Regions from separate parts of the Homo sapiens genome. Here region 1 is linked to region 2. The links are chromatin loops, found by intact Hi-C in ENCODE. Cell type or tissue: chondrocyte. All regions are shown on one strand. Each heading gives the region's core, and the rest is flanking DNA. Links, peaks and the distances in the headings are about the cores only.

Region 1 (15,606 bases), core at 5,690-8,189, 69 kb before region 2:
GGGCAAGAAATAAGGTGGGGGAGACAGGCTGCCTGCGTTCCCCCCAACACGCATGCTCCCTCAGGAACCCGATGCCTGTGCAGCCTTGCCAGGCTAGCACGGGGACCTGCCTCTCAGAGGCAAGACCCAGAATGCACCCATAGTATGGCCACTTGATCTGGGACCCTGGCAACCTCCTCCCCTGTCTCTGGGCCTCAGTTTCTCCCCCTGCACCACGGGGGGCTACGCTAGTTGACTGGAGCCCCTTCTTGGCCCAGTTTGTGCAGAGCATGAAACCAGTCACCCGGGTGTCCTGCTGGCCTCCCAGACCATGCGATGCTGCTGGTTAGCAACCACAGAAACAAACGCATCAAGAGGCATTCCTTGGCTTTAAAAAGAGGCCGTTTGAAGAGGCAGGCCGGCCTCCCCCGCCCGGTGTGCCCGGCATCTGGGAGGGGCAGGGCTGGGAAGGTGATGAGTGCATGGCAGCCAGACCTTGGCTGGCCGGAGGAGGCCGGCGGGCTGGGGCCCTGGCTTTGGTCAGGCTTGTTTTATGTCAGGGTGACTTGGGCCGTGGAGGAGCCGCCGTCTTGCCAAAACAATGTTTAAAACATCTCGGAAAATGTGCAGCCACTTCTTTTCCACGGGATTCATGCCGAGTCTTCCTGGCTTGTTGGGGAGGGTTGAGGACTGGCCAGGAGGGAGTGAAGAGGGCGGCCACAGGAAAAAGAGTGAGAGACTTTAGACTGAGGCAGGGGCCTGTCCCTGCCCTGCCTGCCCTCCCTGTCTCTTCTCTCCCTGTCCCCCACCCCTCACCACCCACCCCAGGAAGTCAAAACTCTGTCTCTGTTTCTCTCGCCACCCCAGGCCACCCTAGGAAGTGGGCACTAAACCCATTTCACAGATGGGCAGCCACAGTGCTGGGGTAGGAAATGAGGATTCTGACCCACCCAGCGTGGGGGCTGGGAGCTGGATCGGCTACAGAATGTGTAGAGCCTCTGCAAAGAGAAAACAGAGGTCCCACATTCCAGATGGAAATAACTAAGAATTTTAAGAGGGCAACAACAAAGCATTAAACCAACTACAAGACCCTCCTGAGCCTGGGTTCTCACGAGCCGGGGTCCTCCTGAGCCTGGGTCCTCCTAAGCCTGGGATCCTCCTGAGCCTGGGTCCTCCTGAGCCTGGGGCCCTCCTAAGTCAGGGTCCTCCTGAGCCTGGATCCTCCTGAGCCTGGGTTCCTCCTGAGCCTGGGTCCTTCCATGTCAGGGTCCTCCTGAACTGGGGTCCTCCTGAGCCTGGGTCCTCCTGAGCATGGGTCCTCCTGAGCCTGGGTCCTCCTGAGCATGGGTCCTCCTGAGCCTGGGAACTTCTGAGCCTCGGGTCTTCCTGAGTCAGGGTCCTTCTGATCCTGGGTCCTCCTAAGTCTGGGGTCCTCCTGAGCCTGGGTCCTCCTGAGCCTGGGGCCCTCCTGAGCCTGGGGTCCTCCTGAGCCTGAGTCCTCCTGAGCCTGGGGTCCTCCTGAGCCTGGGTCCTCCTGAGCATGGGTCCTCCTGAGCCTGGGAACTTCTGAGCCTGGGGTCTTCCTGAGTCAGGGTCCTTCTGATCCTGGGTCCTCCTAAGTCTGGGGTCCTCCTGAGCCTGTGTCCTCCTGAGCCTGGGGCCCTCCTGAGCCTGGGGTCCTCCTGAGCCTGAGTCCTCCTGAGCCTGGGGTCCTCCTGAGCCTGGGTCCTCCTGAGCCTGGGGTCCTCCTGAGTCAGGGTCCTCCTGAGTTGGGGTCCTCCTGAGCCTGGGACCCTCCTAAGTCAGAGTCCTCCTGAGCCTGGGTCCTTCTGTGTCAGGGTCCTCCTGAACTGGGGTCCTCCTGAGCCTGGCAACTCCTGAGCCTGGGTCCTCCTGAAGCTGGGCCCTCCTGAATCAGGGTCCTCCTGAGTTGGGGTCTTTCTGAGCCTGGGTCCCTCCTGAGCCCAGGTCCTCCTGAGCCTGGGACCCTCCTGAGTAAGGGTCCTCCTGAGCCTCAGTCCTTCTGTGTCAGGGTCCTCCTGAACTGGAGTCCTCCAGAGCCTGGAAACTCCTGAGCCTGGGCCCTCCTGAGTCAGGGTCCTCCTGAGCCTGGGACCTCCTGAGCCTGGGAACTCCTGAACCTGGGGTCCTCCTGAGTCAGGGTCCTCCTGAGTTGGGGTCCTCTTGAGCCTGGGGTTCTCCTGAGCCTGGGACCCTCCTAAGTGAGAGTCCTCCTGAGCCTGGGTCCTTCCATGTCAGGGTCCTCCTGAACTGGGGTCCTCCTGAGCCTGGGTCCTCCTGAGCATGGGTCCTTCTGAGCCTGGAAACTTCTGAGCCTGGGGTCTTCCTGAGTCAGGGTCCTTCTGATCCTGGGTCCTCCTAAGTCTGGGGTCCTCCTGAGCCTGGGTCCTCCTGAGCCTGGGGCCCTCCTGAGTCAGGGTCCTCCTGAGCCTGGGTCCTCCTGAACCTGGGGTCCTCCTGAGCCTGGGTCCTCCTGAGCCTGGGCCCTCCTAAGTCAGGATCCTCCTGAGCCTGGGTCCTCCTGAGCCTGGGTCCTCCTGAAGCTGAGTCCTCCTGAGTCAGGGTCCTCCTGAGTTGGGGTCCTCCTGAGCCTGGGTCCTCCTAAGCCTGGGAACTCCTAAACCTGGGTCATCCTGAGCCTGGTAACTCCTGAGCCTGGGGTCCTCCTGAGCCCGGGGCCCTCCTGAGTCTGGGGTCCTCCTGAGCCTGGGGTCCTCCTGAGCCTGAGGCCCTCCTAAGTCGGGGTCCTCCTGAGCCTGTGTCCTCCTGAACCTGAGGCCCTCCTAAGTCAGGGTCCTCCTGAGCCTGTGTCCTCCTGAGCCTGTGGCCCTCCTGAACCTGGGTCCTACTGAGCCTGGGTCCTCCTGATCCTGGGATCCTCCTGAGCCTGAGTCCTCCTGAGCCTGGGGTCCTCCTGAGCCTGGGTCCTCCTGAGTCGGGGTCCTCCTGAGCCTGGGATCCTCTTCAGCCTGGGACCCTCCTGAACCTGAATAGTCCTGAGCTTGGCTCTTCCTGAGCCTGGAATCCTCCTGAGCCTGGGGCCCTCCTGAGTTGGGGCCCTCCTGAGTTGGGGGTCCTCCTGAGCCTGGGTCTTCCTGAGCCTCGGTCCTTCTGAGTCATGGTCCTCCTGAGCTAGGGTCCTCCTGAGCCTGGGTCCTCCTAAGCTTGGGTCCTCCTGAGTCAGGGTCCTCCTGAGCCTGGGGTCCTCCTGAGCCTGGGGTCCTCCTGAGCCTGGGACCCTCCTGAGTCAGGGTCCTCCTGAGCCTGGGTCCTTCTGAGTCAAGGTCCTCCTGAGCTGGGGTGCTCCTGAGCCTTGGTCCTCCTGAGCCTGGGTCTTTCTGAGCCTGGGACCTTCCTGAGCCTGGGTCCTCCTGAGCCTGGGTCCTCCTGAGCCTGGGTCCTCCTGAACTTGTCCTTCTGTGATTCAGGTCTTCTTGAGCTCAGCCCCTCCTGAGTGTGGTCTCTTTGGGACAGTGGGGACACAGCCTGTTGGTCTGTAGCCTTGCTCACCCCGATGACTGCTCAGACCCGCTCTTCATTAGTGGTGGGGCGGTGCAGAGGTCTTGGCTGTGCTTGGCCCTCCGGCTGGCTGCAGGGAGCTTTGGCAGAATCCTCTAGCCTCCTGCCTGGCTGTCCCTGAGGGGTGGGAGCCAGACTGGGCATGAGCCCTGTGGGTGGCTGCCCCAGCCCTGGAGTTGCTGACAGTAGTGGGCAGGAGAGGCTTTCTGGGCGGGGACCTGGCCCCTGCAGCCCCAGAGGTCAGTCAGAGGTGGGAGGCTGGCTGGGGTGGAGACGCCTTCCTTGGTGGTGTTGCAGGCCTTGGGCTTGGAGGAGCCATCTGAGTCTCAGTGCCTGCCTTGGTGGGGCAGGGGTGGCCTGGCCCTGCCCCTTTGGAGCTACTCGCCCGGGGCAGGTCGCTCTGCGCCTCTGGGAGCCCCAGTTCCCCGCTGGCAATTTGGAGCCCTGGGGGCCCTGGCCCACCCCACTCCCAGGGCCCCTCCACTCTCAGTTTTTCCCAAGGAAAGCCTGGGTGGTCTGAGGCCTGGCCTTCCCCCTTTGAGGGTCCGAAGAGTCCCTGATCATGGCCAGGGCCGGGCTCACTACAGATGCCACTTCCACGTTCCCTGAGTGCCTCCTGTGTATGCATGGCCCTGGGCTCCTGGCTCCTTCTCCCTTGGGCGTGGAGGAGGTGGCAGGTCCACCCTCTCCCAGGTGAGGCCCCAGTGTTGAGTCTCACACCCCGGGTCACAGCACGGTGGGACTCCGGCTTGGACTCTCAACTTCACCCCCATCTCCAGGGGGCTGGCGAGTGGATAAGTACACCCCTCCCCAGGCGGGAGGGACACAGAGCTAGGGCTCCAGCTTCCAACCAGAGGTTCAGAGGGGGCCTACAGAGGAAGCTGACCCTCACAGCGCCACAGCCCTGGCCAAGGTGCACAGCGTCCCATTTTCCGTGTCCCCTGGGAGGCCCAGTCCCCCTCCTGGAAGATGCCTGGCCCTAAGTTGCTGTCTTCTTATTCAAATGGACTTCTGTTGGCTCATACGGTCCCATCAGCTGCAGTGGATGTTTTGCATAATGACGATTTGGAACTCAACCTATTCTACTAGAATGTCCAATTTAATGCCAATTAAGTCTGGAATTGAATGATGTTCTCTGGGAATCCTGCACAGATGAGCCTCAGTGGCGCTGGCTGCAGAGACCGTGATCACTCACTTTGGCTTCTTGGAACCGCCCTAGCACAGGGCTGTGGGCTCCCTCACCTGGCCTGGCCCTCGGGCTACCCCTGCCACTGCCTTGATGGGAGAAGCCGCTGGATGGGCAGCCTCACGTGTGCTGGAAGAAGTCCTGGCCTGGAGGTTCGGAGGCAAGGCAGGCTGGGAGGTGCTCCTGCTGATGTGGATGGCTCTGCCTCCCTTCCTTTCTCACTTCCACCTCCTCTTCCCAGCCCACAGGCCTGTCCCACACCTGTTCCAGGAAGCCTGCCTGGACTGCCCTCCATCCGGAGTCTCCGACGTCTCCGTGCCTGTTCTGGTGAGGTCGTTCCATGCTGGAACCTCTCTGGCTTTTGCAGAGAAGCTCTGAGGTCCTCTGGCTGACTTGCGTTCATCCTGAAAACATTAGGCTCCGGGTGGCCCAGTCTGTGTGCCGGAGTGTGGCGTGGAGGCTGGAGGCTCGCCCTGCTGTCAGCTGACCTGGGCTGGCGCCTGGGGGGCCCCTGGAACTGGTGACTTGGGGGGCTTGTAGGGGTGGCTATCTCCCCGCTTTGGGTTGATGTGAGTCACACACACGGTGCACGGGTGTGTGAGCCAGCCCCAGTCAACGAAGCTGTTAGGACTTTTGTATTTATTTTGGACAATCACCAGGGGGGCCAGGGTGACTGCAGCAGAGTGGGCTGGGAGGGCAGAGAGCAGAAAGGGCCGGGTGAGGACTTGCCTCTTCCTGTAAGATAGTGTGTCCTGAGCGTGGCCACCAGGCCTCCCTCACTGTCCCTAGGGTGAAGTCTAGCTCCTCTGCTGACCCCTGTGGAGTCCCATGACTCCTCCAAAAGGCTCGATTCCCACAGCCTCCCCTGGCTGGAGCAGCCCAAGCCGTGCAGGCTTGCGGATCCCACGGGATGTAGGGGCTCTGGGGTTGCCCCGGAATCTTCCGAGAGTAGCCTCCTGGGTGCTCCATCGTGGTGGGCTTCCCCAGAGAGTGCCTCACGTTTGGGGGCGAGGAGGGCACTTGCTGAATGAAGGCCAAAATGGGGCAGAAAAATGCCCGTGCTGTGCAGAGCTGGCATCTAAGGCCATGCTGGCCCATGAGCATCTTCCTGTGTCCTGACAGCGGAACCCGGAGGCAGAGGGCTTGCCTGCCACTCTCACTCTGAGACTCTTCGAGAATGAGCTTGGTGACCCTCCAGGCCCTGGCCCCGATGGAACCTCCCTGGAGGGGGCTATTGGCTGATGTACTTGCCCCCGCTGAGACCTGGGCCTGCTGAAGATGAGCCCCCAGCCCCAGGGTGAGGCGCACAGCTGGGGCTCAGTGTGTGTTTGCTGAGTGGATGGCATGCCCGCTCTCCCCGCAGCAGTCAGGTGTCCCCGAGGCGGAGCCGTGGAGTGTGTCTTGCCACTAACGGGATAAGAGGAGGCCCCAAGCCAGCCCCTGCTCCATCCCTAGCCCCTGCCTCACTCCCTCCCACACCCCAGGAGCCCCTCTGTCCAGGTGCAACTGCCTGGGCCTCGTGGCAGTTGGCTTTGCCCTTGCACCTGCCTCTGGCTGGAGCCTTCTCAGAGGGCTCGAGGGGACGGTGCCCACCCATGGCTCTACACCGATCTGGCTTCTGCTCGATGCATCCTTCCTCCGGGTGCTGGGGGATGTCCCTTTGCAGAGACGTTATGTATTTTGTTCTCAGCTGTTTCCCTGGGGCCTGGGCTCACTGAGCAGGTGGAGGAAGCTGACAAAGTGTGGGTTTGGCTGCCGCCAGAAAGCCTTGCCTGGGCCTCAGGGGGCTGGGTGGGTTCCTGCTGCCTGGAGAGGCCTGGTGGGCACCCCCTGACCCTGATCGGCACCTTAGGACCCCGCTGCCCTGCTGTCTTGAGAGAACGAGGAGCAGATTCCCGGGGAAGCAGGAGGGGTTCGGGGAAGGAGCAGATCCCCGGGGAAGGAGGAGGGACCCGGACGAGAAGGGGCGCTGCACTCCACGCAGGATGTCTCTCCACCCTGAGCCTGCGGGAGGCCGGTGGCATCTGCAAACTCTGCCACGTGGACAGGCTGCACACTTCTTTCTCCAGGCGTGTTCAGGAAATGAACTTTTCCTCCTCCTTTTCTGGGCCGTGTCCCGGGAGGCGGGGCCCCAGGCTTTAGGAAGGAAGGCAGCTCTGGCCTGGCAGTCGCTGCTCAGTGAGCCCCCAGCCAGGATGGGGTGGGGGCTGTGCTGGGGCCCTGGTGGGGTCCCCCTCCCACTGGCCTCTCTGCTTGGCTCCAACTTCAGCCTGCACAAGCCGCTCCCCACTCTGCTCGTCCCAAAGCCCAGAGCCTGTGTGGGTTTGCAGAGAGCCTGGGTTTGGGGCTGCAGCCAGGACAGCCACCATTCCAGCCCCGACACATTCCAAGAGGGTTCCCTGGAAATCCCTAGAGCCCCCAGAGCTTCTCTGACACTGAGCATTAGTGCATTCTGCCCTCAGAGCTGGAGACCCCGGACCTGCAACTGGCACCAGGGCTTGCTCGTCGCATCCTCACTCTAGGCGCCAGTTCCTCACTCTAGGCCCCAGTTCCTCACTCTAGGCCCCAGTTCCTCACTCTAGGCCTCAGTTCCTCACTCTAGGCCCCAGTTCCTCACTCTAGGCCCCAGTTCCTCACTCTAGGCCCCAGTTCCTCACTCTAGGCGCCAGTTCCTCACTCTAGGCCCCAGTTCCTCACTCTAGGCCCCAGTTCCTCACTCTAGGCGCCAGTTCCTCACTCTAGGCCCCAGTTCCTCATTCTAGGTCCCAGTTCCTCACTCTAGGCCCCAGTTCCTCACTCTAGGCCTCAGTTCCTCACTCTAGGCCCCAGTTCCTCACTCTAGGCCCCAGTTCCTCACTCTAGGCCCCAGTTCCTCACTCTAGGCCCCAGTTCCTCATTCTAGGTCCCAGTTCCTCACTCTAGGCCCCAGTTCCTCACTCTAGACCCCAGTTCCTCACTCTAAGCCTCAGTCCTTCACTCTAGGCGCCAGTTCCTCACTCTAGGCCCCAGTTCCTCACTCTAGGTCTCAGTTCCTCACTCTAAGCCTCAGTCCTTCACTCTAGGCCTCAGTTTGCCCATCTTTGTGAAGAGCAAGGTGGCCCTGAGACGGGTATCCACAAGCTGTGTGGGTTAAGATACAGGCTTTAGTGTTGGATGGCTGAGGGTCTGGGTTCCAGTGTGGCCAAGTCGGCCTGAGCCTGTTTCCCTGCCTATCAATAGGTGGATGAGAGGCCACACGGAGCCTGGCACCGCTGGGAAGGGCTGCTGTAGCCACTTCACCCACCCAGCGCTCCCGAGTTGCCTTCTCTGGGGTGTTCTAGAGACTGCTGGCCAGAGGACTTCATGGAGCCTTGAGCTCAGCCCTCCCAGCCTCCAGATGGTGATAAATACATTTCTGTTCTTTATAAATTGCCCGGTCTGGGGGTAGTTTTCTTTTATCGTGGCTCAAATGGACTAAGACAGAAGGGAAAGAAGAAGCCAGATTGGGTGGAAAAGGCGGCTGCATAGTGGTGCAGGCCTCATAAGGCCTAGTCCAGCCCTCTGGGGACCCCCAGAAAAGTGTCCTGCACCTCACTGCGTCCTGCCTGTTGGTGTCCTGCGGCACACGGCCGTGGCTCACCTACAGAGCGTGGGAAGGGGCATGACCTAGGGTGCGGAGGAGCTGCCAGCTGGAGGCTGTGTGCTAGCCACTCCCCGGGGCCGGGTGACAGGTCCCTCCTGAAGGGAAACCAGGGCAGCCGTCCCTGTGCCAACCACAGCAGGTCCTATGGAGAGGCCGGACCGATCACTCTTGGGAAGGCGGGCCCCACACTCTCATTTTATAGGTATTGAAACTGAGGTCAGACGGTGTGAAAGGGGCTTTTCCAAGGACCGGCCAGCAGCCATGTGGTGGACGGGGATGGAACTCAGTGGGGCTGGAGCCCTGTTTCTGGTCTGTCCTCCCGTGGGCAGCTGCTCAATGCAGCAGGTTGCGACGTCTATTTTGTTTGCCACTGTAGCCATGTCTGGGAATGGCTTAGCCATTTCTATTTTGAGCACCAACTGTGTGCCAGGCTGATGATTTTCCCAGAGAGGGGCTGGATGCATGCACAGCCTGGTCATTCTCACCAAGCTCCTGCCAGCTCTGCCACCAAGGAAACACCTGGCACTTGCAGCCGGCGCCTTCCGCAGGCTCCTGCACCCACAGCAACTCCAGCTGGGATTCTCTAAGCCTCCAGGGGCCAGGGCTTACCAGATGAGCTGCTGAGGGGCAGATGGATGAGCAGAACCACCCCTCCGCGAGGTCCTGCTGTCCCTGGCGGTGTGAGGTGGGGTGGAAGGTCCTTCTTCGGGTGTGCCCATGTGCCGGGCTGCTTGGCATGCTGAGACCCGGAGGGAGCCGGGCACAGCTGACGAGACCTTGGATGCCCTTTCAGACTTGTGAAGGAGGGAAAAGCTTCTTGTTTTAGTTTGCTCATGGGTTGGCAGGAGTAGTGACCTTTTAGTCATTGTATAAAGCAGCAATAAAATGTGATTTCGGGAGGAACTACTGGGTGGGAGACACCCGCGCTGACCTGCACGGGGCTCCCATGGGGGAGATCTGTCTGCCGGGCTAGGTGGGCCTCCTTGCTAGGCTCTGACTCACCTTGGCAATGGCGTGACCGAGTAGTGCAGTGGCTGGACTGAGAAGGACGAGCGGTCACGTGGTGTCTGGGCTGGAGGCACCATCCTCACCCCGTCTGTCCAATGAGGTCTGTCCTGGCTGAGTCTGGTGGCCTCTCTAGGACACGACGCTCATGTGGTCCATCCCTGGGGAGACCTGTCCTTCTTCCTTGGACCCAGTCACTCCGAATCTGTTTCCTGGTGGACTCCTTTGTTCTCAAATATCCATTGCTCTTGTGTGTATGCTCGTGTGTGATGGAAAACATTCTGGGCAGTGTTTTGGCCACTCTCTCTATAGTTGACAGAAACAAGAGAAAGCCCAGGACCCATATGTTTGTCCGTGGCCGAGGGAGAGGCCTCTAACCTCCTCTGCAGATGGCCAGGGGGTCTGTTACGGACTGAACTGTGTACTCCCCCTGCCTTCATATGTTGAAGTCCCAGCTCCTGGTGTCACTGTGCTTGGAGATGAGGGCTTTCTGGAGGTGATTAAAAGAGGGCATAAGGATGGGGCCCTGATCCCATAGGATCAATGTCCTTATAGGAAGAGATGAGAGGACTCCCTCTTCTTTCTCTCTCTCCCCACTATGTGTGGACATGAGGCAGGGAGAGGGCCCTCATTGGAAACCAATTGGCCAGCACCCTGATCTTGTACTTCCTAGGAATAGATGTCTGTTGCTTAAGCCCTCCAGTCTGTGGTATTTGTTATGGGCACCTGAGCAGAAGAAGACAGGTCCAAATGCCTTAATGCTTCTCTAACTAGTTCTCTACCAAATGGTTTCAGAGAGCCAGGAACGATGCTAAAGCTTCCTGATTCGTGACCCTGGCTAAGCAAATGTAACGGCCCCATTGACTCGCAGCCATTGGAGAACTGAGCTTAAGAATCTTTTGGCGGTCTGGAAACTTGGAAAAAGAAAGGGGCAACGTATCCCACTTGAGCCAAGGTAGGTTCCCAAATCACAAATGGCTCAGAAATCCGGGGGCCTGAGTGTGTTTTGGGGTTTGGGCCCCTCTCTCTTGCCAATGGGTCTTGGGAGCCACGGTGCGCTCCAATATGTGACTAGTGTTTTGTACTTTACAGTGCAGTCCTTTAAATTGCAGAAATTATTTTATCTAAAATGCTTCAGTATATAAATCATCTCTCCACTATTGCTACCAAGTGTGTGGCTGCCCTGCAGTGGGTCTAGTACCTAGTGCTGCATGACTGTGGCCCAAACTGAGCAGCTGAGAGCAACACACAGTTATTACCCCATAGTTTCTGTGGGGCAAGAGCCTGGGCATGACCTGACTGGGGCCTCTGCAAGGCTGCAGCCAAGGTGTTGGCCAGAGCCGGGGTCTCATCTGGAGGCTCAGCTGGGGAAGAGTCTGCTTTCAAGCTCCCGTGGCTGTCAGGAGGTCTGAGGTCCTTGTGGGCTGTCACACCGAGGGCTCCAGTTTCTTGCTGGCTGGAGGCTGAAGGCTGCCCCTAGGCCTCTCCCTCATGGCACTGTCTTCATCACAGCCCATGAGTGAGAGCGTCTCCTAGCATGCCTTCAAGCTCCCTAGAGGTTCTCTGGTTCCATTGAGAACATCCATGAGGCCAGTCTTTATCTCCTTACAGGACTGTTTGTTTGTGTGACCTGGTACTTTTAGCATCTGGTTTTTCTGAATTTTAGCAGAAGTTTCTGCAGTCACAATCTCAGGTTTTCCACCAGGCCATACTTTCCCGGCTGCTCAGAAGACATTTCTCTGTCTCCCCTGCTCTTCCCCATCTTGAATGTGGATGTCCTGGCTGGGAACACAGCAGCCAACTCGTGAGTGTGGGTAACAAGCAGGGACAAAAGACCACCAGAGTCACAGAGACGCAGCTGCGGTGACACCGAGGTGAGAATCATTACCAGCAGCCACTTATCTCAGGACTGTGGGGTAAGAAAAATAAACTCCTAGTGATTGCGACCATGAGATTTTGTTTAGGTGTATATTGCTACCTGAAGCTGACAGTATTAGATACCATGAATTTGAAGGTCATCCCTTGGTCATTAACATGTAAGCAGAGAAAAAAGTGTGGCCCGGAACAGTCTGGGGCATGCCCATGAGAAAGCAGGAGAGGGGGAAGCCCAGGAGAGCAGAGGAGCCGCTGTGTGTGGCAGCAGAGCCAGGAGCACTGGCAGAAGGAGCCAGGAGCGCAGCAGACACCCCGTGGCCCCACCTGTGCTTCTGCGTTTCTTAATTTCAGCACCATTTACCACTGAGAGGGGCTGAGAATTTTCAAAATCATCAAGTCCTTGTTCCTTTTTTTTTTTTTTTTTTAACAGTTCTGTCCTCAATATATCTCTTTCTTCTTGCTTTGTACTGTAAGCAGCAAAAAGAAACCAAACAGTACCTCCCATACTTTTCAGGGAAGCCTCTTTAGCTCAGTAGCCCAGCCCAGTCTCAACCCATCCTCCTTGCCGCATACCTGCAGGTGACGATTTTGCTGAACTTGCTCTTAACGACTTTGCAAGCATCTCCCTCCCTCCGGTTTTCAGTGACGTTGTCCTTGCTTGCTTCCGAGTCCTCTCTGGCAGTGATCTTTTTCAAAATTATTATTATTATTATTTTTGAGATGAAGTCTCATTCTGTTGCCCTGGCTGGAGTGCAGTGGCGTGATCTCAGCTCACTGCAACCTCTGCCTACTGGGTTCAAGTGATTCTCCTGCCTCAGCCTCCCCGTCAGCTGGGATTACAGGTGTGCACCACCACGCCTGGCTGCCTCCTGGGTTCAAATGATTCTCCTGCCTCAGCCTCCCCATCAGCTGGGATTACAGGTGTGCGCCACCACGCCTGGCTGCCTCCTGGGTTCAAGTGATTCTCCTGCCTCAGCCTCCCCGTCAGCTGGGATTACAGGTGTGCGCCACCACGCCTGGCTGCCTCCTGGGTTCAAGTGATTCTCCTGCCTCAGCCTCCCCGTCAGCTGGGATTACAGGTGTGCGCCACCACGCCTGGCTGCCTCCTGGGTTCAAGTGATTCTCCTGCCTCAGCCTCCCCGTCAGCTGGGATTACAGGTGTGCGCCACCACGCCTGGCTGCCTCCTGGGTTCAAGTGATTCTCCTGCCTCAGCCTCCCCGTCAGCTGGGATTACAGGTGTGCGCCACCACGTCTGGCTGCCTCCTGGGTTCAAGTGATTCTCCTGCCTCAGCCTCCCCGTCAGCTGGGATTACAGGTGTGCACCACCACGCCTGGCTAATTTTTGTATTTTTAGTAGCGGTTTCTCCATGTCGTCCAGGCTAGTCTCGAACTCCCCACCTCAGGTGATTCGCCTGCCTCGGCCTCCCAAAATACTGGGATTACAGCTGTGAGCCACTACGCCCGGCCTCTGGCAGTCATCTGAAAGCTCAGATTTCCACCAACAGTTTGCTCAAAGCAAATTAGGCTTTCTCTACCACAGTCTCCCAAATCACCCTCTGCCCCTGTCCAGTTCCAAAGCTGCCCCAACACTTCTAGGTATTCCTTATGGCAGCCCCCCACTTCCAGGTACTAAATTACCTGTTAGTTACTTAGTGCCGTATGACAACATTACCGCAAAGTGATTGGCTTAAAACAACACACGTTTATTATCTCAGTTTTCTGGGGTCGGGCACAGCTTAGCAGGGTCTTCATCTTCAGGGTCTCAGAGGCAGCCATCACGGGTGTCGGTTGCATCTTCGGTCTCATCTGCAGACCTGTCTGGGAGGGATCCCTCCCCAGTGCTCGTGGTCATTGGCAGAATCTGCTTCCTTGTGGTTGTGGGGCTGAGGGCCTCCATCTCTTGCAGGCTGTTGGCCGGAGGTCATCTCAGCTCCTAGCTGGGTATTAGCTGGAGGCTGTCCTCAGTCCAGTGCCGTGGGCCTCCCCAGCTTGGCTGCGTGTGGCAGCAAATCCAGCCAGGCGGTCCTCAGCAAGAGAGACATCACAATCTCACAGGTGGTCAGTGCCGGAGGGATGCCTTCCACCTTTACCACACTCCATGGGTTAAAAACAACTCATGGGTCTCACCCATATTCAACGGGAGGGGACTACCCAAGAGCCTGCATTCTGGGGGGCAGGGTAACTGGGGCCATCTTAGGCGCTGTCTACCATGACGAGGCTGTCACCTTCTGAATTGCTTACTCTCCTTTTGGTCCCCCAGATCCACTCGGCTCTCTTCTCTTCTGCGTCCTGCTCTATGGCCTGGGAAGCTGATCTCCAAGGATCGCATTCCTAGGGCTCTCTGGCCCATGGGCTTCCCGTTGGGTTTGCCCAATGGACAGCCATGGCAGAAGATCAAAGGGAAGATGGCAGGAAGCTGTCCCCCACTCCTCGCCTGGCTGAGTTCTGGCGATGGCTGCCATCCAGGGTCCTGAGTCCCACCAGGTATGGTCACCATGCTTGCACCGCTAGTGCCTCTGGGGCTGTGATGGCAAAGGCGTCCACCTGGGGCAGCCCTGCCCTTGCACTCGGTTCCTTCGACCTCTGGGATTTAGCTTTCTGTGTCCTGCTGGCCCTGACTGGTCCACCTCCTTCCTGGGTTGGCCATTCTGGGAGGAAGTGTCCCTAAATGTCCTAAATGTCTCTTGTTTATTGCAGTTTTTACCCCTTGAAGTGAGAAAGAACACGTCTACAACCCTCCCTCATTCCAGAGGCTGTGTTTTTGCCCTTTGGTCATGCAGATGGGGCTAAAGCGAAGTTACAACATTGGAAAATGTCTTCTTAACGTCACACTGATCTCCTTAAGGCAACGAGCCCCACATGCTCTCTGAGGCCTGTGCACGTGTTCTGAGGACCCAGTTATGTGCTGCGTGATTCCAGAGGTGAACAGACCCTCACAGATCACCTCTCCTCACCCTCTCATGAGAGGGAAACTGAGGCTCAGGGGGAGAATTGGCAAAGGTTACACTTGGTGGTGGGTTTGGAATCTGCCCTGTGGACGCCCGACTAACCATTTCTGCCAGATGCGCGTGGGAAGTAAAATGGGAAGAGGTGCTCCATAGGAGGAGGGGACGTGGGTACAGTCACGTGGACCCGTGAGCCGGTCACCTGCGAGGCACCAGGGCCTACAGGAAAGGTGCCCGCTGTCGGCTTCCGCAGGGAATTTCGTTATCTTTGTGAGGTAGGGTGGAACTTGCATCCTGAACATTAAAGTTTACATGCCAAGGAGGGCGGTGGAGTCCTTGGAACTTCCTGCCTCCCCCTGAGGCTGCCTCCCCATGCGATTGACCTGGTCTGGCTGGGCCTGATGCTGGGCTCAAAGAGAACACAGGTCTCACCCTCCTATGTGGCGTGTGGTGAAGACTAAGGAGGTCCCCAGGACCCTGAGGGTTGCCCTTGGGTGCATTGGAGTAGAGGCCAGGGAAGTCCATGTCCTTTCCGAGCCAGGCCTTGCCGCCGAGGTACAGCCACAGTGTCCCCCTTCCAGCTGCAGAGCCGCTGCTTCCTCATCTGTCAGGTGGGAACAACGACCCCCACTCTGTGCACCTCACTGGCAGTAGCGAGCACGAAGTGTGAGGGTGGACTCTGCAAGGTGGAAGCCATGTCCCTGCAGGTTGCATCTGTGCTGCCTGCCCTGCTGAGGGACGGGAACAGCAGCATAGCCTTCGGTACCACGTACCTTGTTTGTCAAAACTGGACCTGCCACAGCGCGGTGGCCCTTCTCCTGGGGAAACACACTGTGCCCCAGGAGGTGTGTGGACAAACACCTTCACAGCACTGATGCTGAGACAGCCAGAGCCCAGAAACGCCCAGCCGCCCCCGGTAGGAAAATGAATAAGTAAATTGGGGCAATTGGAGATTGTGATGTCTCTCTTGCTGAAGACCACCTGGCTGGATTTGCTGGGGTGGGACCCAGACCGGGACGTTTTCATACACACAAAACGGGCTGTGCCAGGTGGCCTTCTCCAGGGCACGGTGGGTGGGGGAGTCTCAGGCTGCCACGTGCCTGGCAGGCTTGGGACGAGGTGAAGGGAGGTGAGTGTTCGTGGGGATGCTGGGACCCCATTCGGGCCAGGTCAATCACATGGGGAGATACAGTATCAACAGTAAAGGATCTTTAGATATGTAAACACACAGATAAGTGGCCGGTGTAATGTGCAGAAAATGCTAAACAACAGAATGCAATAATACAAAGTTCCAAAGCAGGCAACCCTAAACTCCATGTTCTTAGGGATGAACATAGAGGGGAGGAAGCTGGCTGGGCTCAGTAGCTCACACCTGTAATCCCAGCACTTTGGGAGGCCGAGGTGGGTGGATCACCTCAGGTCAGGAGTTCGAGACCAGCCTGGCCAACATGGT
Region 2 (15,606 bases), core at 8,425-10,924:
TCTGGAAGTCAGAAGTCCAGCATTGGTCTCACTGGTCTAGAATCCAGGTGTGGGCAGGGCTCTGGAGAGCAGTCCCCCTCCAGCACCTATGGGCCACCTGCGGTCCTCGGCTCTTGGCCCCACCCTTCGTCGTCAAGGCCAGCAGCATCTTCTCTCCCCGACCTTGGTCTCCATCCTCACATCTTCTCTCTCTGACTCTGACCCCCCTGCCTCCCTGTTGTAAGGACCTGATTAATTACACTGGACTCACTGCCCCACTACATCTGCAAAATCAGGTGACATATTCCCAGTTCCAGGAACTGGGACACCTTTGGAGGCCACCATTCTGTCTACTGCACAGATGAATGACAAACATGCACCCAGGAGAATGGGGGTCTCTGGGGAGGGCAGATGGGATAGGGGAGACATACAGAGGCACGTCTTCGGGGCTGGACAGCTTTATTATCACTGTTGAATTAAGAAACAGGGGTAGCAGTTTCTGCACCCACCCCTGTCAGGGACCCTCTCCAACAGCCCAGCCCCCAGTGGCTGCATCTCTGTGTCCCTGGCACACCTCACCATCATGATGGGGCTGGAGGTGGACATTGGTGAATACATATCCCAACTCCCTACCCCTGAGAGGGAGGGGAATTCTGGGCCCTTTTTCCAGAGCATCACCGTAGGGTTCCCCATCACCCTCCCTGGGAACTGGCTTCACATAATGTAAAGATAACCATTTTAAAGTAAGCAGTTCCATGGCATTTAGTACCTTCATGATGTGAGGCAGCCACCACCTCTGTCCGGTTCTAAAACATTTGCATCACTCCAAAGAGAACTTTGTACCATGTCCCATCACCCCCCTCCAGCCCTTGATGACTGTGGATCTGCTATCACCGCCGTTATTCCCCCTCCAGCCCCCAGCCCCTGGTGACTGTGGGTCTGCCATCACCGCCGTTATTCCCCCTCCAGCCCCCCAGCCCCTGGTGACTGTGGGTCTGCTACCACCCCCGTCATTCCCCCTCCAGCGCCCAGCCTCTGGTGACCGCAGATCTGCCTTCTGTCTTGGAGGATTTGCCCGTTCTGGACATTTCATGGAGATGAATCACACAACATGTGGGCTCGGGTCTGGCTTCTTTTCTGAGGCTCTGCCGTGTGGTCGTCTGTGTGAGAGCTCTGCTCCCTTGCATGGCTGAGGAACATCCCATTGTCCGGATAGACCACCGCGTGTGGACCCTCCTCTGCTGAGGGGTATCTGGGCTGCTTCCACCTTTGGCTTCTGTGAATTGTGCTCTAGGAACCTCGGTGAACACACACTTGTTGGAGTCCCTGTCTTCAGTTCTTCCAGGCACACACCTGGCTGTGGAGCTGCACGTGCTCTCTCGATGGCTACCCCCCTCCCCGGTGGCCCCTCTCCCCCCAGCATTCTCTCCATCCTTGGGTCCTTGTGTCAGGGGTTGCTTCTGGGGAAACGGAAATGTCACAGAAACTTAACAAACGTGAGATCTGTTAGTTCTGGTTCTGAGTCACCTTCTCTAAACCTGTGCTGTGCAATGTGGAAGCCACGGTCCGTACTTGGCTGTTTCAATGCAGGTGAATTTAAAAAGATGGACTTTAGATGCAGGTCCAGAGGCACAGTGGCCCCATTTCAAGTGGCCAGTGGCTACCGAATGGGACAGGGCCGATATAGGACGTGCCCATCATCGGGAAAGTTCCACTGGACAGTGCTGCTCTATATTTTTGGGAAATATTTTGTACTTAAAAACGTGCCCCAAAGAACCCCAAAGTGAACAACGAAAACAAGCCATTTTGGAGCATGAGAGTGGCACGGGTGCAGCAGGGGCAGAATCGGTGGGGCCAGGATCAGCGGGGGCAGGATCCGCAGGGGGTGCCGGCGGTGCTGGCTTGAACGAGCTGACTCCGAGCCCTTGAAGCTAGGGCTCAGCCTCTCAATCTGGAATGTGGCCCCTACAGAGCTGGGTGGGTCTGGGGACATGGATGAGGCTGTCCCAGGTGGGGCAGGTCAAGGCACTGCTTAGAGCAGGGTTCAAAGCTGGGGCGTGCAGACCCAGGAGGCCGTAGGGTCTGTAAAGCACCCAGAGGCCGGTACAGCTCCAAGCCCCAGGGTGCCTGGGGAGGGCAGGCAGGGCCAGGCAGGGGCAGACCCTGAGTGGGGGCTATGTGCCCCCTCCCATCTTCCAGGAGCAGAGCACGTGCTGGAGCAGGAGTAGTGGGGGCCACCCTCTCCATAGAGCAGGTCTCAGGCCAACCAGCTGGGCAACTGGACAGGCCCAAAAGGCCCCTGGGTCTCAGTTTCCTTGTGTCTGAAATAAGCAGGGTCTCTGGTCTCCTACAGGGCCAGGGCACTCTCTTCCTCCTGGCTGAGCCTCTGGTGCATTTGCTGAATTTTGCCAGCACCTCGGAAGGACTTACCACATGCCATGACCCTTTCTGAACACTACAGAGTTTAGCTCATTGAATCGGTATGGCAACCCCATAGGGGGAATGGTCTTGTGAATCTCACTTTACAGATGAGGAAACCGAGGCAGGGAGGATAGGCAACCTCACCAAGGTCACACGGTCAGTTGGGGTCTGGGGGTCTGGCTGGGAGTCTGTGCACCTTACCACCAGGCCTCATGATCTGTCGATCTGTCCAGAGAGACTCAGGTCCCTGGGCTACTAGCTAGGGGTCACCTGCACTTTGGCTGGAGGCAACATCTTAAAGTAAAGGAAGAGCTTAGAGCCCTCAACCTCTGTCGCCCTGCCCGGCCGGCTGCCCCCACAGCCTGACGCCCGCCGAGATGCAGCAGCCTCCGCACTCTGCTCGTGTGGGACTGCACCAGGCAGCTCTCTTTGTGTCCAGGATCCCAGCAGCCCAGGCCGCATGACCTCATCCCCGTCCACACCCCGGGCCTCACACTAAAAGTGACCCTGCTAGCTTATTGTTTATTGGAGGTTTTGTGGAAACCTGAAGAAAATAAAAAAAACTACGAACTTTTGGAGTTGGGCAGAGTCTGTCTCCCTCCAAACACAGCATTGTTGCTGCATGTTTGAAGGTTCCTCCTCCCTGTGCCACGTGGACGGCAGCGACCTTCTCCCTGGGACGGACGTTCAGAGGAGGGAAGCGATGTCCAGCCCTTGGAGGGGCCTGGCTGTCCTTTGTGGGGTTCTGAGTTCTTCCCCCTTTGTGACTCTTAGAGCTGCTCTAAGCTGGGTTCTCACTCCAAGAAAGCAATCGGGGTTTTTCCATCGGCTTGCTCCTGTCCCCTTGGGTGCCAGAATTGTAAGCTGGAGATGATTAAACAGAAAGTGTGGGAATCCATAAAAACAAGGGTGCCAGGTACTGCAGAGGACCCACTCTGCACTCGGCCTTCCTTCCCCAGGTCTCCCAAGGCTGACCATGTGGAAATTAAAACATCATCTTCCAGGAAATTAATGAAAACCGAATTTATGAGGCAGCTGTTCTCGGATGTGAACTTTCTTAAAGGACCAGTGGGCCCAGGGGTGAGGTGCGGAGCAGCCCCCTCCCCGACCCTGTTGCTGCCATCAACCCGCCGCTCAGCAGAGCCTTCTATTTGGAAATGAACCCACAAAAGGCCTCTGGGTACCAGGGCCCTGAGCATGCGCCACGCTGGGGTGGATAGAGAGGCCGTCACTTGGTCCCTGGATTCATTCTCCTAGGACAGGGACATCCACAGGGGCTGGCCTTTCCATGCATGTGGGGCATGCGGTGCTGATGCACTGTTGGGGTTGCTCTGATGTGCCAAGGCCCCTCCCGGGCCCCACAGCCATTGCTTCATTTGTAATCCAAGTCGCTAAATGCAAATCAGCCAGCACGGTTTTGGCACCACTTCTCCGTCAGTGAGCTGAAGCGGGGTGGACTACATTTCTAAGATTCCATATTTATAGTGGCTGCCATTGTAACAGACTTAGCAGTGGGCTAAGCATTTCATAAGCACAATTTTATTCTGTCCTTGCAAGAATCTGTGGAATGGGCTCTGTTGCGTTCACCTCCAGTTTACGGAAGGAAAAACCGAGGATCAGAGAGGGGAGGTGACTTTCCCAAAGCAGCCCAGCCAGCTTGTCCAGACTCCTGTCCACTGTGCTCCACTCGGTTCAGGAGTTTCAGAGGTGCATGCCAACGCCGGGCAGACAGGACTAGAATAAAACCCACGCGTGGATGCTGCTTCCCTGCCCGAATCATGGCATCTCACAAGCCCAAAAGTAGGCCCTGGAGGGCAGGAGCGGGCAAGCGCATTCCCTGGGCTTATCATGATCCAGAGGAAGGTGGGATGTTTTGCCAAAAGCGTGCCCTCTGTCCACACAGAGAACTCATCTCAACTCCTGGGCTGAACTGAGGAGCGAAAGGTATTTTCCATATTGTGTTAAAGTCATCTGTATGGGAGGCGTGCAGATGGAAATAAAATATTTACCATTTGGAACAAAATTTCAACTGGAGCAAAAAGCACTCTAAGCAAAGGATGTGGGGGGAGAGGGGAAGATTTCAGACACAAACAGCTGCTGCCCAGCTGTGGCCGAGGGAGAAGGATGGGAACTGTTGTTGGGGACTTGGTCCTGAGGCTGGGGCCAGGGGTGTGCTTTCCTCCTCCGGGAGTGCTGGGCTTCTTCTGGGACCTCTCCTGGGGGCACCTCAGCTTGGGGGTGCTGCCTGGGTGCCCTCCCCTGCCCTTTGCTCAGCACTGTGTGCCAGGCCAAGGAGGCCCCGACCTCGGACGCTTTCCCAGCCCTTTCATGGACGTCCCCCTCTTCCACCTCCCTACCCAGCCCATCTGCTCGCGTGTCCTACCTCCTCCCTGTCCCACAGGGAACTTCACTGTCACCCCATGGTCCTGCCGTGGCCAGCTGTCCTCTGAGCACCTTACCTGGACACCCCACAGAGATGCCCCAAGAGACCTGGGGGAGCCCAGAAGGTGCAGCTGGAAGGAACCATGAGACCTGGTCAGTTAGGGAAACTGAGGACTGGGTGGGAAGGGAGCTTTCTAAGGTGACTTGGGGAGTGAATGGCCGAGTGCAGGCGTCCCCTGAAAGGCTGACACGCTCCTACGCCACCATCTCTCACCGACTTCGAGGTTGTGTTTCTAGAGGGGTGGTCAATGTCAATGCACAAGATGGTCTTGGCTGCGCCGGGAATAACTACAGACAGTTATTTCCTTATCAAGGGAGCGGCCTTCCCACCCCCATGCTGCAAACACACACTTGCTGGCTCCCTGGAGTTGGCTGTGGGTCTCTCCTGAGAGGAGGGTCCCACCTGGCAGTGGGAAGGGTGAAGCAGTTGTTAGGAGACAGAGCCCCAGGGCCCTGAGGCTTTGGGCCTGGACACTCCTGTGGAGGCCTCCAGAGTGGCCCCTGGAGACACCCCCTTCCCATGTGCTTGAGGGCCCTGTGGATGGTCCAAGGCTGGCACCAGGGAAGGAACCTGGAACTTCCTGGGTGAGAAAACCCAAAACCATGGATGTGTGAGGCATCTACTCCTGCCTTCTTTGTAGCTGCTGGGGGCTGAGGCCATGACATCCCCAGGCCCTGACCTCCAGAGTGACCTCCACGCTGCCTGGGGAGGCACCAGAGTCATCGTTTCAGCGACCCCGGGACCTACCTTCTCAACTGTGGGACAATCCCCCTATTGATTCTCTGGTTCAACGAGAGGGAAAAATCCTCCTGAACCTCCGCCAAGGGTGTGGGGAGCTGGTCTGGACCAGTTCCAGAGCCGGAACCCAGAGGAGGGGGAACACTCCCAACTTTTACGGCTGGCTTCAAATCACTTCCTGGAAATGGCCGAGTGCGGTCTGTAGCCCCCCTGGCCTCGTTGGAGAGCAATGTTCCGTGCAGGGGAGGAGGGTCACACTTGTCACAGGCCGCCTGGCCAACGCGGCCTTAGGCTCAACAGTCCAGAGGGGCTGCGGCTTTGCAGGGGAGGAAAAGGCCCCTCGTCTGGAATCCACGGAGCCCCTGGGCAATCGTGTATTAATGATCCTTTTCGGGATGCTGGGATCTGCCTGCGGCATCCTCCTGGGACAGCGACGGTCTCAGGACACAGCAGAGTCATCAGATCCGCCTGGTGGTTACAGCACTGCAACCCCGCATCGGGTCCACCCTACAATTTGCTGTTAGAGTGCTTAGCGAAGCAGGATCAACCTCAAACTTTTTGGGAGGGAGATCTAAGTCCTTTCAAGAAACGAACCACTACCCAGAGCACCCTGTGCCCACCATGATGACAGCAGCACTAGGCAGGGATTGGACACACACTGCACGCCAGGCTCTGTATCACGAGGCTCACACCCCTCCTTCACTGTGCCCCACGACGACTGGCGAGAAGGCGGGACTGCTGTGTGACCTTGGGCAGTTATTGAACCTCTCTGTGCCTCTGTTTCCTCGTCTGTGTCATGAGGATGAGGAGGGTACCTACTTCACAGGTGGCTGTGAGGATCAAGTTAATGTTCCCAGAGGACCTGGAGCATTGCTCACTGTTCGAGCCCTAAGTGTCTGAGCAACATCGCGTGTTTTAAGCAACGGGGTGGTGGCCATTCTCCTGGGTACATCTTGGCTGACTCCGTAAAAAGATGAAATAAAGATGAAATCCACTGCCGTAGAGATTCTAATGCTGAGGGTGCAGGGTATACGCAGTTTAGATACCGATTTGTGACCACACTGGCCCGGCAGCCAGCGCCCCCGTGGCATCACACCAGAGCACGAGGGTCACCTCTTCTCCAGTACACCAATGCCAGGTATTGAAAACTTCTTAACTGTTGCCAGGAGAATGGGTCAAAAATAATTCAAGTTGGTGTTTTAGTGTGTTCTCACACTGCTGATAAAGACATGCCCAAGACTGGGTAATTTATACAGGAAAGAGGTTTAATGGACTCACAATTCCACATGGCTGGGGAGGCCTCACAGTCATGGCAGAAGGCAAAGGAGGAGCAACGTCATGTCTTACATGGCAGCAGGCAAGAGAGAGAGCCTGTGCAGGGGAACTCCCATTTATAAAACCATCAGATCTTGTGAGATTTATTCACCACTACAAGAATAGTATGGGGGAAACTGCCTCCGTGATTCGTTATCTTTACCTTGACACATGGGGATATCGAGGTGAGATTTAGGTGGGGACACAGCCAAGCCATATCAATTGGGTTTGCGTCTCGCAATACACATAGCCTAGTTGTTTTCCCTTCCTTTGAATTGTCTGCTTCCTGTCCACTGTCTGTTTCTCCCACTGATTTGTACAAGCTCTTGTATGTTATGGAATTGAAGCCTTGCTCTATCCTGCAGCAATTTTTCTTTTTGTCCAGGTTGTCATTGTATTTGAATAATATGTGAGATGCTTACACATGTGTGTGTATGTATACACACATTCACACATGCATACATGTAGCATACATGTGTTATACAGATGTGTATACACATATGTGTGTGTGTGCGCTATACAGAACCTTCACGTTTCATGTACTCCAATCCATAGACATTTTGACATCACCTTTTTGGTGCCATCTAGAATCGTTCATGCTCCAGGATTGTATTTTAAATCCACACATGGCCTTTTCCTACTTTTTTATGTGTCATTTTTCATGTTTTAAACTCTCTCCTTCTGGAATTTGTTTTGGGGTAAGGAGGGAGGTAAGAATTCCATTCTTCCTTCAGGTTTGTTTCTCCGAATGTCAAGGCATTTGCCTCCCCACGCTTTATGGGACAGTCTGTCTTCTATCTTCAGTTTATCAGAATCTAAGATTCCACATGTCTCTCTGGACTAATTTCTGGACTCTGCTCTGTCCCATCGATGGCTCCAGTACCAAGGTGGCCTTGATACCACAAACGGCTACTTAGGCAACTTCATTACAGGATCAGAAATTTCTGGTCTGTCCTTGTAAATTAATTATTTTATTTGAAATAAAAATCATCTGTTAAGCACCCCCCTCCAGCGCTGCAGAGAATACTACTAGAGGTATTTTAATTAGCAGGATTGAATTCAACTTGTAGATAATTTTAGGAGAAAATGGCAGTTTTACCTTTTTTTTTTTTTTTTTTTTGAGATAGAGTCTCACTCGTTTGCCCAGGCTGCAATACAGTGGCACAATCTTGGCTCACTGCAACCTCCACCTCCTGGGTTCAAGAGATTCTTCCTGCCTCAGCCTCCCGAGTAGCTGGGACTACAGGTGTGCACCACCATGCCCAGCTAATATTTGTATTTTTAGTAGAGACGGGGTTTCTCCATATTGGCCAGGCTTGTTTCGAACTCCTGACCTCAAGTGATCTGCCCGCCTCGGCCTCCCAAAGTGCTGGGATTACAGGCGTGAGCCACTGTGCCTGGCCCAGTTTTACCTTTAATGAGTCTCCTATGCACCAGGAATTTCCTCTTTTTTCCATTTTTGTCTTAGGTTACTTAATAGAGTTTCTAACATTTCTTCACGTAGGCCTGTGCATTTCTTGTTAAACATCCGTAGTTATTTTGAACGTCTTGGCATTTTACAGCTGAGCTCTCTTCTTCCTTTGCACGTGCTCCAGGCTTTTGTTTCTTGGTGGGAAAGCAGCTGATTATCGTGGAAGGATTTTGAGCCAATAGCCTCTGTGGGTCGGGCATGGCTGCCCCTCCTCGCTAAGCCTGTGTGGCTTCTTCATGCCTCACATGTGGATTCTCCACCCTCTCTGTGCAGGACAGGACTTGGGCAGGGGACACAGATGTCGTAGGGGTGTTTGAAGTGCCAGGAGGGGGTGTCATGTTTTCTGTTCATTTTTTTGTTTTGTTTTTTGTTTGTTTGTTTGTTTTTTGAGATAGGGTCTCCCTTTGTCACCCACGCTGGAGTGCAATGGTGTGATCTCGGCTCACTGCAACCTCCACCTCCTGGGTTCAAGCAATTCTCCTGCCTCGGCCTCCCAAGTATCTGGGATTACAGGCGTGTGCCACTGTGCCTGGCTAATTTTTGTATTTTTAGTAGAGACAGGGGTCTCACCATATTGGCCAGGCTGGTTTCAAACTCCTGACCTCAGGTGATCTGCCCACCTTGGCCTCCTAAAGAGCTGGGATTACAGGCGTGAGCCACCGTGCCTGGCCGATGTTTTCAATCCTAGACTAGCTTTCGTCCTTTCATCCTCATAGTATTAAAAGAAAAGTAAAATCCGGAGAAGTGCAAGGGGTAGGGCTGCGCTATCCTGCGGCGCCCACTTTCACCAGCTGCAGGGAGCCGCTGGCTTGCAGTGAGAGCAGCCTTTAGTAACTAAGGTTCCTTCCTTCGGCTCACTGGAATCAGCCAGAAAATACCAGCGGCATGAGTCATACATGGGTGCCATTCATCGTCCATGGGGCAGCAAAGGAGGCCATTGTCCCACCCCAGAGTGGGCTGCCCTGGAGGTGGGGTCCTCCCGTCCCAGAGGCTCCCGGCCCTGCAGCTTTCTCTAGGGTTCGGCTCCTTGGAGGCATCTGACTTGGCAGAGATGAGTGGCCGGTCTGGCCAAGCCCCCGAGATGGTGTTGGTCCTGCCTGTCTCCCTGTTCCGCCTCTTGTCTGACCTAATCCCTGGTTCCCCTCCCCTGACAGACACCCACCTACCCTGCTTCCCACGGTTCCCCGCACGGCACAGCCCAAGCTCTCCTAGCAGATGTTCTCAGCTGGACAGGGCAGGATTGTTGCCTTCAAACAACAACAGGCTAATTTTCTTTTCTCCTTTTAAAAAGCATCCATGTGCTCATAAGCAATGGGAGTGAATGAAGAGCCAGGCCCAGCAACAGAGGGGAGCCTGCCCACATGGAGCAAAAGGAGCCGGACACCAGATTCACCCACGGCGCGATCCCGGTGACGGAGGCAGTGTGAGCAGGCAGGCGGCGGCCACTCTGGGGAAGGGAGAAGGAATGAGGGTGAGAGGGGCACAGAGGGCCTCCAGGGAGACGGTCCTATTGTGCCTCTTCTCCTGGGTGTCTGTCACCTGCATGCAAACTTTGTGATCATTCACTGAGTCACGTTTTCTTACATGTCTCCTTAAAAACAGTTCTTAAAAGCTCCAATGTGTATTTCACTAAGATTCACTTTCCTGAGTTGTGAAGTCTGAACTGGGGAACATCTGGATTTCCAGGCCTCAGGACATCACAGACCACGTTTCACATATCAACAACACGACGCAGCATCGGTCAGGGTGGAAATTGAGAATGAAAACCTTTCCCAAAGGCCGGCCCAGAAGCAGGCCATCTCTTATCCTTGAAAAGTCCCCAAAGACTAGTTTTAGCATCTGAAACTCATCTTTCCCCTCCTAAATCTGAACTTTGTGTTGCAAGGAAACCTCACGTTGCAAGCGTGTGTGTGCCTTCTCCCGAGACCCAGAGCTCAGCCTGTGTCACACAGGGAGCCCTGTGGCTGGGTGAGGCTGTGCCCTCGCCGGTGAGAGGCAGCACTCCCTCCACCGTCCATCCTGGGTTGAGATTTCATTCTGCAGGGTGAGTGGAGTGCCGAGGCGCCGTGCCCTGGTTACAGGTTCCAAACTCACAGCTGCCTTGTCAAATGTCCCTGTCTCAGGCAGGAAGACCCTATGGTTTGATCTCTGGGACCCTTGTCTGTCTAGGACCCTGCTGGGGCCACCTGTGCCTTCTCCAGGCGCCGGAAGGGCAGGAGAGCCCCGCCATCCTATTTCCCAATCCCTGGGAAGAGGTTTGGTTGATGGGGAAAACTGCAGCGTGTGCTCCTTCTGGTGAGTTCTGCATTCTTTCCTAGTGAAGTATTGCGCATGGAAAACCAGAATATATGGTCAGCATTCTTCCTATAAACGGGCGATTGTACGCTGTACAAGAATGACTGAGCAATGCCTAGGGGGTGGCCACGGTGTCCCCTCCCCATCCATGTGGTCCCAGCATGGAACTGGGTGGCTCGGTACCCGACGGACACGTGGCTGCAGACGCGCTGTCTCGCTTCCGTATTTCCAGTGGGGACCTTGCCGAAGCGTGGCTGTCGTTTACGTGACCGTCCTGTGCCTTGGTGTTTCCTTAGCCACAGGGCCCCTTTGTCACATTAATCACTTGGGGGAAGTCCTGCATGTGAAGGGGACTGAGATGGGGATGCTGGAAGCAGGGGTGCTGGCGTTGCTGCCCGGGGAAGCCTGCCCACTGCCCTGCGTCCCACCTTGGCTGCTCCCTGTCCCAGAGCAGCCTCTGAGCCTCCTCAGTGGGCTCCCGGGGGGCTGCAGAAAGCTCAGGAAGGACTGGTTTCTCACTCCTGCTGAGCCGCCTTTGAGCAGATCCGTCTCCAACCCGTCTGTATCCAGGCAGGCTCGAGTCCACATGTGAGAGCCGTTTCAGCCTGAGGCTTGCCGAGAATGTGTACATGGGATTACTTTCTCACTGGCTTTCAGCAGACTCTCAGATGTTTTCCGAAAGAAAGAAAAGTTTGGCTCTGAACCATATTGAAAATCCCAGTCAAGAATTCCACACACATGCTGAGAAGCAGTTCAGCCTTTTTCCGCGGCTAGTTGACGTGCAGTTAATTCTTCCAACAGCCCCTGAAAGGGAGTCGATGAACAGTCAATCCCCATGGGTTTTGGACAACTGATTACAATCACACTCACCATATGTTAGAATGTGCCACGCGGACATGGCCTCCTCTTGCTGGGAATGGCCTGAGCCTCCGTGGAGTGAAAACTCACAGCCCTGCCCTGAGGGGCGATGCTCCGGGGACACCTGCCCCTGTCTGCTGAGATGGGCAGCAACGGGTGACTCCTCCAATGCCCCAGGGTGGTAAGCGGGACCTGGCAAAGCACCTGGCAGCCACCACCCTCTTCTTCCAGTTATGACAGACAGAGCCGAGGCCTCCACCACGGGCCTTCTCTCCCATTACACCTGGCTAGGGGCACCATTCATGTTGGTTTGGGGTCTTGCAACCAAAGTGTCTTAAGACGGGCTCTCTGGAGTCCTTGGAAATAGAGAATTATGTATGGGTGGTTTTGGGGAAACGCTTTTGGGACCAACACCTAAAAGGGCGTGAGGGGTGCAGCACAGGGCGGAGGGAGGAGTTGAGTGGTGACGCGGTCGTGAACTCGGGCGTCAGCCCGTCCTGTGGACGGCTCTGGAGCTGGGATTCCCTTTGGAGTTGTCCTGCGTTGAGGTAAGCGGGCTGAGCCTCCGGACCGACTCCCATGCGGTTTGTCCTGAGATGTGGCTGGGCCTGGGAGCGGGCGTGACCTCACACAGTGCAGCTCCCTTGGGTGCAGGGCAGCTGGCAGAGACTCTGCTGTGATCCGCCGGCAGCTCCAGGCCCGCCTGGAGTGACAGCCTTGGTCTTGAGGGTGGCATCTTGGGCACACGAGAACATTTGCTGCAGCCTCCTCACTTCCTCGAACACTCAGTTACTCTGCGAGAGCTTCGGCTGATCTGTTTTTCTGGGGAAAGGTAACAGAAGGGTTATGGGATAAACCACGGCACCCTCCACCCTCGCCCGGTTGCAGCCAGCCTCGTCATTTCTCCCCTCAGCCACCCATTCTCAATTCCCTTCACCCCCGCCTGTTGCCTCTGCTGGTCTGGCCTTAAGCTGGGTGACCCCCACCCTTGCCCCTCAGGTCAGTGCCCCGGTCACCAGGCCCTTCTCCAACCAGCTCTTGCATCTGTCCTGTCACCCTCACACATGCTTAGGGGTGTGCGCAGAGTTGAAACTGTGTTCTTCCCTCCCCTGTTGTGTGGCAGCAGCACCCCACCCCCCCACGAGGAGCAGGCCCAGTGACTCCGGCTAAGAGGCCAATTTCCCGCTTCAGTGACCATCTCCTTCTTACGCTGCTGGTCTGTTGGCGTGAGGAGCCCACAGTGAGCAAGAGGCAGTCAAGGGAAACTGGAGGGGACTCTTCCTGTGTCTCTGGGGACAGCAATGCCTTAGGAGAAACTGGACTCCTGGGCTCACTGGGCCCGACGTTATGAAGACAGGAAGATGAGCTCCCTCACCCAATCACAGGGGTGTGGTGAGTGGGACCTCCCCTCTCCCTTCCCTTGGCTCTTAGACTGGTGTATTCTACCCTCTGGGTGCACAAGGCCATTAGATGGTCAGGGACGGGTGTCTGCCGTTCTGGAGAGGGGCCCCATCCTCGCTGGCAGTCTATGTCTGCTACTGCAACAAAACGTCTCAGGCTGGGTCATCTGGGGGCAGCAGACATTATTGCTGACAGTACTGGAGGCTGGGAAGTTCAAGATCAAGGAGGCGAAGGAAGGTTCGGTGTCTGGGGAGGGCCTGGTCTCTCACTCCAAGACAGTGCCTTGAATGCTGCATCCTCCGGAGGGGACACGTACTATGTCCTCACATGGTGGAAGGCAGGAAGGCAAAAAGGGGTCTAGCTAGGTCCCTTGAGCCCTTTTATAAGGACACTGATCCCATTCATGGGGCTGCAGCCCTTATAACTCAATCGCCTCTGAAGGGCCCCACCCTTTAATACTATCACATTGGGCCTTAGGCTCCAACATGTAAATGCTGGGGGGACGCACACGTTCAAACCATAGCACTCACCCTCCAGCGGCCTGTCTCCAAGTCAGAGTCTTGCAGCCTGGTCAAAAGGCCCCTCTGTCACCCGTCAGGCCAGCAGCTTCTGGGTGGAGCAGCCCTGTGCTGGGACCAGCGCAGCCGGTGGCGTGCGGGTAACTCTCACCTCCTCCCAGGCCCGCTCAGGGACATCGCGCGCAGAGCCAGGGTTTGGAGTATCTGCCCCGGGGAAGTCGACTCGGCGCGTGCTACAAAGTGGGTCTGTTTTCTAGGATTTTGTTTACCCCAGAGAGCTAAGATTGTTAAACATGTACTAGCCCAGCACTGAGTATATCTCACTTTCTGTGCCAAGCAGTGTGCGCATGCTTGTGTGTGTGCCTGCGTGTGTGTATATGCATGTGTGTGATTAAACACGTGTGTTACTGTGTTTCAACCTCACTGCTATCCCGTCTCATAGGTGTCATCTCCACCGATGAGGAGGCTCAGGTGAGTCAGGTTAGGCCCCTCCCCAAGGCCACGCACTTAGGATGTGGCAGAGCCGTTTGAGCCCAGGTATGTCCGACTCAGGAATCCTCCTTCTTAACCGCACTGACTACCGTATGTGGACAGTTGTGTTTCCCTTCTGGCTTCAGTACCTTCTGTGGCTGGCACCCAGACCATCTCTGACTCTGGCTATCCGTAGAATCCATGCTTCCATAAGTCTGTTCTCTCCGGGCCCCTCGGGAAGCGGGAGATCCGGGAGATCCAGGGTGCCAGAACACCTTCTTGGGCTCTCACCGACTTTCTCAGGCAGCTGGAATTCCGGGAACCCTCAGGTGGGCACAGGGCCAGGCCGCCCCTAACATCGTGAGCATCCGTCTGGGAGTCTACGCAGCCGTGGTTGTCCCTCTGTGCCAGCCTGAGGCTGGGGGTGGGGATGTTGTGGAGGGAGCAGGCCATGGGTCACTGGAGGAGCTGAGGGTGCCTCATACCATTTCTTTTGGGGACAGTTTGCCTCCAGAGTCCTGGCAGGGGGTTTGTGGGAGAAGGCAGGGCCCCGTTACCCCACATCAGCTGAAATAAAAGAAACATGCGGCACACACAGTCAGTAAGACAGAGCCACCGAGGCAGCCATCTGAGGGAAAGTGACATTTTCACTGGGCTCTCTCACCCTTGCTGAAGGGCACAACCTGTTTTGTTTTCAGCTGCAGGCTGGGTGGTGGAGGCTGGGTGGAGAAGGCTGGGTGGTGGAGGCTGGGTGGTGGATGCTGGGTGGAGAAGGCTGGGTGGTGGAGGCTGGGTGGAGAAGGCTGGGTGGTGGAGGCTGGGTGGCGAAGGCTGGGTGGTGGAGGCTGGGTGGAGAAGGCTGGGTGGTGGAGGCTGGGTGGAGGAGGCTGGGTGGTGGAGGCTGGGTGGTGGAGGCTGGGTGGAGAAGGCTGGGTGGAGAAGGCTGGGTGGTGGAGGCTGGGTGGTGGCGGCTGGGTGGTGGAGGCTGGGTGGTGGGTGGTGGCGGCTGGGTGGTGGCGGCTGGGTGGTGGCGGCTGGGTGGTGGAGGCTGGGTGGTGGAGGCTGGGTGGAGAAGGCTGGGTGGTGGAGGCTGGGTGGAGAAGGCTGGGTGGTGGAGGCTGGGTGGTGGAGGCTGGGTGGTGGAGGCTGGGTGGAGAAGGCTGGGTGGAGAAGGCTGGGTGGTGGAGGCTGGGTGGTGGCGGCTGAGGCCTCTCTCTGAAGGTCATCCCTGGCAGTGGTGGCTGTGCCTGGGACCCTCTTGCTTTCCCTGGGGGCCTCCCGGAGGAACAGCTCTATGGTGTTTCCGACCAATCCCCTTTCTTTGGGTCTTGCTGGTTATAAAATGGGAATATTCATTTCAAGTGCCGAGCCAATGCATATTCTTTTCCCACCATCATAAAAGACTTGCTTCCTAATGACAATAACCTTCATTGCAGGCCGTCGATTGTCATCTCTGTTTGTTTTTCCACTCCACCTTCTCAGCTCCTGTGCCACCTCCCACCCCACGTCTTGTTGACTTCATGTTTATCCTTCACTCACTCAACAAGCACATGTGTCCTTAGTGATGCCCCTGCAGCCCCTGTCCCATCTGGCACTGTGTCATTCAGGTGTTCCCGCCTCCCCGGACACCTCCTTCGGCCCCCTCTCCTGGGTGTTCTGGACAACTGCGGCCACGTGTCTGCTTTGCTCCAACTCTG

The links. Hi-C counts contacts between places; a loop is a spot of excess contacts. Peaks named below come from ENCODE experiments on the same cell type or tissue, not always from the same donor. Only the 100,000 strongest peaks of a DNase experiment are listed, where the experiment ranks them.
Region 1: it touches region 2 in a loop (2.1-fold over the local background); 5 of 110 quality-filtered maps call a loop at or near these places.

Annotation. Positions count from the first base shown.
Region 1 is chr9:134,468,756-134,484,361 of GRCh38, forward strand. It overlaps LOC105376311 (a long non-coding RNA gene), which reads left to right. Exons shown (of 5, transcript XR_007061841.1): 2 at 10,128-10,287; 3 at 11,038-11,206; 4 at 13,469-13,692; 5 at 13,906-14,475. Among named protein-coding and RNA genes, the nearest start is that of MIR4669, 97 kb to the left of the region's middle. RefSeq lists an enhancer at 6,786-7,287. In chondrocyte, for the core only: a CTCF peak has its summit at 6,673; no DNase peak of the experiment used is centred there.
Region 2 is chr9:134,535,263-134,550,868 of GRCh38, forward strand. LOC100506532 (a long non-coding RNA gene) reads left to right here. Exons shown (of 3, transcript NR_188441.1): 3 at 9,658-10,001. Among named protein-coding and RNA genes, the nearest start is that of COL5A1, 99 kb to the right of the region's middle. RefSeq lists enhancers at 3,439-4,071, 9,993-10,758. In chondrocyte, for the core only: no CTCF peak of the experiment used is centred there; a DNase peak (open chromatin) is centred at 9,389.